Regions from separate parts of the Homo sapiens genome. Here regions 2 and 3 are each linked to region 1. The links are chromatin loops, found by intact Hi-C in ENCODE. Cell type or tissue: heart right ventricle. All regions are shown on one strand. Region 1 holds the start of LOC105370617 (a long non-coding RNA gene). Region 2 overlaps FOXN3 (forkhead box N3). Region 3 has its middle 130 kb from the start of FOXN3-AS2.

What was found. A loop is a pair of places that touch in the nucleus more often than their neighbours do. Peaks named below come from ENCODE experiments on the same cell type or tissue, not always from the same donor. Only the 100,000 strongest peaks of a DNase experiment are listed, where the experiment ranks them.
Region 2: it touches region 1 in a loop (2.2-fold over the local background); 9 of 110 quality-filtered maps call a loop at or near these places.
Region 3: it touches region 1 in a loop (2.7-fold over the local background); 28 of 110 quality-filtered maps call a loop at or near these places.

The regions. Positions count from the first base shown.
Region 1 is chr14:89,617,829-89,620,328 of GRCh38, forward strand. It overlaps LOC105370617 (a long non-coding RNA gene), which reads left to right and starts at 1,489. Exons shown (of 6, transcript XR_944131.3): 1 at 1,489-1,645. It also overlaps a transcript of FOXN3 not described here. RefSeq lists enhancers at 733-1,234, 1,235-1,734 and a silencer at 1,128-1,507. In heart right ventricle, no CTCF peak of the experiment used is centred here; DNase peaks (open chromatin) are centred at 253 and 1,433; H3K4me3 peaks cover 2,500 bases; H3K27ac peaks cover 2,238 bases.
Region 2 is chr14:89,184,654-89,187,153 of GRCh38, forward strand. The region is part of intron 4 of FOXN3 (forkhead box N3); the gene reads right to left. Among named protein-coding and RNA genes, the nearest start is that of FOXN3-AS3, 160 kb to the right of the region's middle. In heart right ventricle, a CTCF peak has its summit at 1,418; no DNase peak of the experiment used is centred here; H3K27ac peaks cover 2,404 bases.
Region 3 is chr14:89,700,709-89,703,208 of GRCh38, forward strand. No RefSeq gene overlaps it. Among named protein-coding and RNA genes, the nearest start is that of FOXN3-AS2, 130 kb to the left of the region's middle. RefSeq lists a silencer at 957-1,016. In heart right ventricle, no CTCF peak of the experiment used is centred here; DNase peaks (open chromatin) are centred at 1,103 and 1,593; H3K4me3 peaks cover 1,499 bases; H3K27ac peaks cover 2,500 bases.

The DNA of each region.
Region 1 (2,500 bases):
CTATCTGAAACTACAGCACGATTTTAAAAGAAGGTTTTGGGTGACTGTTTTCATAAGTCTCAATCTAACTGACCAATCAGTGTGAGAGTTAAAGTGGGCTCCAGTCATTCGTGCAGCCTTCAGAGCTCTGCACCCTCCGAGCTGCTCTCCTCTCCAAGGCAGAGTCGGCGATCAATGAAAAACAGGGAACAAAAGGAATATAACAGGATGTCTTCCTTAGCTAAGGAAAACGATTCCCTTTTTCCTCAATGAGCCAGTCGCACCCTGCCTACGACAGCTCCACACGGGAGCTTCCAGCAGACCAGTCCTTTCGGGTGAGGCACATTTTACATTTGCAATCATGTGTCCCAACTGCTAGCAAATGTGTCACCTTAAGCACAGCCTGTGACGGAGGGCTCCCCGAGCCCAACCAATTGAAACTAATAAATTAAATAAATTAATAATCCCACAATTAAAACCTCCGGAGAAAGATTGCATTTCCCTTCCCCAAATGTCATCCCGGGAGTATAAACAAAGCATGAAAAATAGTCTCTTCAGCCTTCCCAGCCGGCAATCATGGTTTTCCCCTCAAAACAATGTTTCTCCAAAAAGAGAAATCTTCTTATTACCCTCAGTGGAAACTCATCTGTAGATGTCATATCAGGATAACCCGTTACAGTATTTGAAAAGAGGCTGAAACTGCCCATAGATTTGACACTGTTTATAATTGATAGCCAAACAGTTGCGACAGCAATGCTGTAAACTCTGCCCAGCCAAACAAACTCCACATTTAACACGTTCCTTCCTTGAAAATAAAAGTAACGCCCGGGGAGCCCACAGAAGTGTGCTTCCCTAAAAGTAATTAACAGAATTGCATCAATTATTTGATTATTTTTATAAATATCCATTTGTCTGCAATTTTTTAAAAAAAATTTTAAAAAGCGACTATCCACACATTCCTAAGAAACTTTTTTTTTTTTTAATGAACTTACTTTTGAGACAAAACTAATGAAAATAAGCAACTTGCCATGGCTGGATCTTTCCCATTTGGGCTGCAAGCTATAAATCAATCTGAAACCAGGTGGAAATAGGGGGGCGGACACCTTTAAAAAAAATCAAAGAGTGCCCCAAAATGCAGCAGCCTGAACACGGAGGGCTTCTCGTGACAATGCTAAACCCGAGCAGATTAGGAGGCAGGAAATGAGCCCCATTTTCGTTACCTTCGATCGCCTGCCCCCCCGCTGCTTCTCGCGGCCGCATTGGGGGGCTGCGGCGACGCTGGACTCGCGGGTGGCCCCGCCGCCGGGTCGCGCCGTCTCCCGGCCGAGCTGCAGCAGATCGCGGCCGGAACCCCGGCTCCTGCGCCCGGCGCCCGCCCGGGGTCGGCGGCGCGGCTCCCACCCCGGCCTGGAGCCCTGCTGGGTCCTAGTGCGCGCCGCGCGCCCGCCTCGCGGCCCGGTCTGCAGCCCGCACCGAGGGCAGGCAGCTCCCAGCGCCGCGAGTCTCCGGGCGAGGCCGCCACCCTCTCGGTCCCTTGCGAAAGCGGCCGCGGGGTGTGCGGATGAACTGGAGCTTAATGTCAAATCCTGGCACAAGATGTTCAAAAGAAAGACATTGGCTCCAACTGAACTCTTAGAAGGCAGATGCTAGGATCTGCAGCCCGAGGGTAAGCGTAGGGGCAGTACCTGGCAGACAGAGGTTTGCCGGGTGCACTGGTGACATTGGCCGTTCACAGACGGTGAGACGCGGTACGGGATCGATAAAGATAGATTTCAAAAATATAACGCTAAAAAGAAAAAAGGTTGAAAATGTGTGTGTTTAAAACAATGTTTTAAACTGTTTTTCCCAATATTTTCCCCCTGTTGACAACAGGCCCTTTTGCATTTCGCCTTCTTTTACTTTATAATATGCTCTTTTAAATAACAAAGCCCCATATGGCTAAACATGTAGTCATTTGATTTTCAAAAGACCTCAAAAATTGCATGAAAATATGCACTCATGTATCTCCTAAGAAATCAACGAGAAAGAATTAATGGAGGCATATGGCGTGCCTCATAGAGAGAACTTAATTACAAATTAAAACAAATGCGAAAATTCACAAATTCAGTAAACTGAAAGTAAATTATGATCCTAGATGTATACACAAATCAGCTCATGTACAATTAGAAAGACTGTAAATTCCAGGTTTCTCTTTCACAAAGGGAAAAGGGTGTTTGTTACATGAACTCATATCAGATTCCCCTCGTTTGCCCCCAAAAGGGCTTTCAGCAACCTCTTGGCACATTCATTTACTGCAGCCCACCTGGAAAGCAACTTTTAATCTTGCAAGTGCTCATTTAAGAGGACAATTCTATTAGCCCTTAATTCAAAATAAAAGTGCTTTAGTTAGAAAAGCCTGTTTGAAAGGCTTCAAGACTGGGAGCTTTTTTTCAGTCTTTGATATCACCAAGTTTGAAGGTCGCAATTCTGTAAAACTGCTAATAACAATGGCACTGTGGTTTACACCATAAGGAAAATCAAA
Region 2 (2,500 bases), 430 kb before region 1:
CTAGTGCCTTCACCTTCCTGGGTCTCCATTTCCTCACTGGTGAAGGAGGCTTAAACATACCTTGCAGGATTGCTCTGGGGATGAAATAAGATAAGCTAGGTCAACGGCTTAGCTCAGTGGCTGGCTCGTTATGTAAGCTCATCATCGTCATCGTCACCGTCATCCTTCTGCCATCCTATATCACCTCTCCAGCATCCTCTTACTAATGATCTACAAGGATAGGGCTGAAAGGGGTCCGGACATGGGGAAATACTTTCAGCCCATTATGCTTTTTGTAGTTATTCCTAACTGCATTTACCTATTAAAACATCTTCCTGATTAATGAACAGCATTCACTTCAAAGAGAATCTCATGGACAAAGCTCTCTTGCAGCATTAATAGGCTTTCCCTGAGCTATTTCCTGAACCTCACAAGACTCCTGGCATGTAGACTCAGCTCTTCCTCTGAATCCTGCAGCTTGTTCTCAAATGAGCTGCAACTAAATGCTGCCTCTGCCAACCCTGGCACTTCTCCGTCCTCATCATTGGCAGTCTTCTCCATGGAGAGATGGCGGATGTGCTCGTGTTTGCTCACCAGCTGCCAGAAGCCAGCTGTGACACTTAACTATACCCCTGTCTTTCTCCTTTCTGTCCCCATCCCCAAGTGTCAGGAACGTGGCTTCTGAAGAACAAGTCACAGCCAGTCTAAAATGGCTCTGTTAGAGAAAGGCATTCTGAGGCCCACAGTTCACTACTCTACATTAGGAAGCTCGGTGGGAACATGAGTCCATTCTTCAGCCTTTTCTCTACCAGCAAATCTACTCTTTCCCTTCCTTTTACTCTGTTTCCCTCAGAGCATATTAAGACACCGAAAGACCAAAACCTTTACAGCCAATCTGACGCACCTGATGTACTGAAGTGCACTGGCCTCCAGCTATGTAAGACATCAAAAGGGCTGGACGTTGAAAGTCAACTTCTTCCTCGGATTTGTGGCTCTCTCCAGACAAGGCCCAGGCCTCTAGCATCATCCTTGCAGGTTAGGCCAGTTACGTATTTATCTTTTAGATGAGAGAATACCCACCCCTGAGGCTCTCAGGATGAGGGACATTGGCGCCACACTTCCCCACACTTGCCATCAGCCACGTTCTCTGCAGTTAGAGAGGGACTCTTAAGCTTTCTGGTTTTAACTAGCAAGAGGGCAACCTTCACACATAAGAAGAGAGCCAAACAGAGCAGCACTGCTCATTGTAGATGCTATGTTCTAAATGGGATAACGCAATCCTGAGAATCTTAAAAAGAAAAAAGTCTAAGGTCCAAGACAAACTCCTCCACGCTACATTGTCCCTCAGCACTTCCCCAGCTCCCCTCCTGAGGCTTAGCTTCCTTGGTTTTTCACAACTTCTAAAATTAACCTCTGAGCTCTTGCCGCTGCCTTTGGAGGGCAGCCCTGGCTAACTCTCTCAGAGGCCATAAGCTGAGCAGCAGGTGATTCCGCTAATCCTTCCCTTTCCTAAAGTCAGCCTTTCCACCTGCTTACTTGGAAGCACACTGGGGAGGGGGCTGGCACGGGGAGACACAGCCTATTTCCTAGTTGTCTTCCCTCTGCTGTGCCTGGTGTGTCTGACATACATCCCAGTTCCAGGCAGGGGGAGGAACGCCTTCCCCCAATCCCTCCCCTTCCCTCGTTCCATTTTGTTGTTTTGTTTATTATCTAGTTTGTCTCTGGGAACCTTCCAACCAGGGATTATATAAGCCTTTGAAGATGAGTAATGGAGATCTGGCTTCTCCTGACTAACAAGTCCTCCATTGGGGTTAAAGCTGACTCACGGGGCTTGTCAAACGGGAACTGCAAAGCAGGTACTGAAGGAGATACTAGAAGCTGGAATGAATCTACATAGCCATTTTGAGGGTGGAGAGGGTGGGGTAGGCAGATGGATTTGACTGGAGCATAATCCAAAGTCCAGGGGGTAATGAGCCAGCCATGTCCCATGCTGACTGTTCTGAAGGCAGCATCCTATAGAGCGCGTGAGACATGGTGGCTCTCCTTGCAGAATGTTTCCTATGCTGCAAACGGGCAAAGTCTAAAAGGGCTAATGTCACATGCACAGCGGATGCTGCCAGGAGGACAAAATGTTGTAGCCTGAGGTTTTTATTAGGTGCACACTGCCGCTGCACTGCAAGTGAAGCATTAGACTGAAATGAGAGGTGGAGGGACCCCTAGGGACTCCAGCCCAAGCAAGACATGGTGTGCTGGGCTCCCTTGGGGCAACACGGACCCTCCAATGATAAAGAGGCTTGCTCTGCCTGGGGCTCTCACCAGAGTCTGAGCCATTTCCTTTGTGCAACCTAGTCAGCTTCAGACCCTGGACTGTGGCCAGTCTGCCGGCCTTGAGCTACCTTTACAGATGCTGAGCAAGGGTAGGAGGAAGAGAAAAGATCTAAGTGGCTGCCATCTGGTGACCTGGAGTGGCTATGAAGGGTGAGGACAAAGGAAAAGCCTTCCAGCTATCCAGGCCAGCCTC
Region 3 (2,500 bases), 83 kb after region 1:
ATTTTCCAGTTGCAGCAGATCGAGAAAAATATGTGCAGGAGAGGATTCCATTTGAAAAGCTCTGATTCAAATAAGTCCAAAGAGAATGCATCTCTATGTACCTAATGTTGCCTTCGAATTAGACAGTAAGCTTTTCTCGCTCAGAGCCCTTGTCAATTTGATTAAACTCACAAACATGTGACTGACTCCGCCTCTATTAAAAACACTCAAGCCAGAGAACGACTGAGAAGCGTGTGGCTTTGTCTTTGTGAGTGGGTCTTTTGGCCAAGCGATCATTACACTAGCTAAATGGGTGTACGGTTAAATTTAATACTCCACAACTGAATTCTCCAATCGCAGCTCACTGCAAAAAGTGATTTAGAATAATGCAAATTTGAGTCCAGAATCTAGAACACCCTTCCAGGCACGGAGGTTTTCCGTTTAAATGGCCCTCGGGAAATAACACTGATTTTCAAAGTCGTTTTAAAAGGCAGCTTTTGGCAGCTGCTATCTTTTGCATATTCTCTTTCCGAGATTAAAGAACCTTCAGGTGACAACACCTAGGGTAAAAGGATGGGACATCAGGCTGCAGACGTGCGTATGCGTGTGTGCACACGCGTGCAGTCTTGACTAGGTGTGGAAAAAAGGTCCGAAGAGATTCCAAAATCAAAAAAATTCCCTTGGCCTACTCCGGCCCCGAAGACCAACTCAGACCCCACCAGACAAACTGGAAAGTCTCCAAGCTCTCAGTCGCCCCAGTCGGCGGGGGAGTGAGTGGGGCCGACCGGCCTTGCGGCCCTGCCACCTTTCGGGGCGACTCGGTTTCTCCACTGACACCCCCGGGCGCGAGGTCTGGTCCATCCCGGAGTGGGAGCTAGGCAGGGACGCCACCTGGCAGCCCACTCTGGGCCCCTGGCCCGCGTTTCCCGCAGGCGCCGGCGGCGTCGGGCGCGGCCGCCGCGCTGCCATGGCAACGGCGGTCCGCCCCCCCCCCGCTTCCCGGCGCCGGCGCGCCAGCGGGGCGGGGCGGGGCGGGCGTTGCTAGGAAACCGGCGGCGGGCCGCCTCCGCGGCGCGGTCTCTCGGCTTCCACCCTTCACCTACTTCCCCTGCGGGGCCGGAGTGGGGGAGGGTCGGGGGAGGCCATCGGGAAGCCACGTGGTGGCCCGGGGCCTCGCGGCTCATTCTGCGTTGCGCCGTCCCTTCCAGGTCGAGTTGACGGCCTTTTCCCCCTTGGCGTACAAGTATTGAGTCCCGCGCCCTGGGAGGGAGACGGCGCTCAGCAAATTTAGATGAATGCAACGCTTCAACGTGGGCTCTCGACCTCTGGTCCCCCATCCCCTGCCGGCTCTATTAGGACAATGAAGTCCCCAAACTCCACTGGAGGGTTCTTCACCCACTCTTCTTCCCCTCCAAAGGAACCATCTCTTGAACTTCACGAAATCCAGGAGCAATGCTAAGCGTTTTGTATACATCACCTCATTTTCAATCCTGTGAGGTGGGAGCTGGGAACTTCATTTTAACAGGAATAAAATGTGGCCTACAGCTGGTTGGGGTGGAGCCAGGACTTGAAGTCCAGTTGTGCTTATTAACTTCAAGTGTCTGCCTTTTTATAATGCTCAAGTTCGTCCTCTCAGCTGCCTCTTGGCTAGCCCAGCATCCCCCTTTGCTGTCCAAACACCCACACCAGCCAGGACACACTGTCTGGAACATGGTCTGACAAGGGGATTAAAAACTTGAAATCAAGGTTGTCCAAAAAATCTGGGGCATACGGTTTATGTTGATGTATCATTGATAATTTACAGATGTCCCACTCTGTAATGTACTACCAGAATAACCACTTATGATCATCAAATTCTTAGGAAATGAAAATCCAAACCAAAGACAATTGACTCATGGTAGGTACTCCATTCTGGGCTTTAACATTTTTTTTTTTTTTTCTTGTAAACCATAGCTGTTCACTAAGTGTTTTTTTTTTTTTTTTTTTTTCTTTATTTCCTTGTCACTGACTTGAAGCTCGAGAGTGTATTTTCTACTAGGGAACTGTCTTGGGTTGCCAAGGATTTGCGTGCAAGCAATTTATTAAGGAAGAGCTTCCAGGAGAAACTAGAAAGGGAAGCAGAATAGGAAAGAAGCAGCCAAGCAAGGGAGCAATTTAAGGTGAAGTTCCAGCCCCAGCAAGATCCCCAGCTAGTTCTGGAGCATAAATTAGAATTTATCCCAACTTGAGGCAAGGGAGCTGGGGTTTTCATAACCCTGCACCAATTAGTCACTGGCTATAGTCTTTCCTGGAAAGGGTGGGGGGACAAAAATACCTAGCACTTCTGGTTCTGAGGTGAGTCTGGGTGAGTCTAGGCACTTAATTTAGACGCGTTAAGTGAGTCTAGGTGCTTAATACCTCTTCTGCAGTGAAGTGGCTCCTATAGATTAAGGGAAGGAAGTTCTCTGAAGGAAGGGGTATGAACCTTTAGGAGTAAACCACTTAGAAGCTGGGGCTAGGGGCAATGAACTGGAAAGGGGGA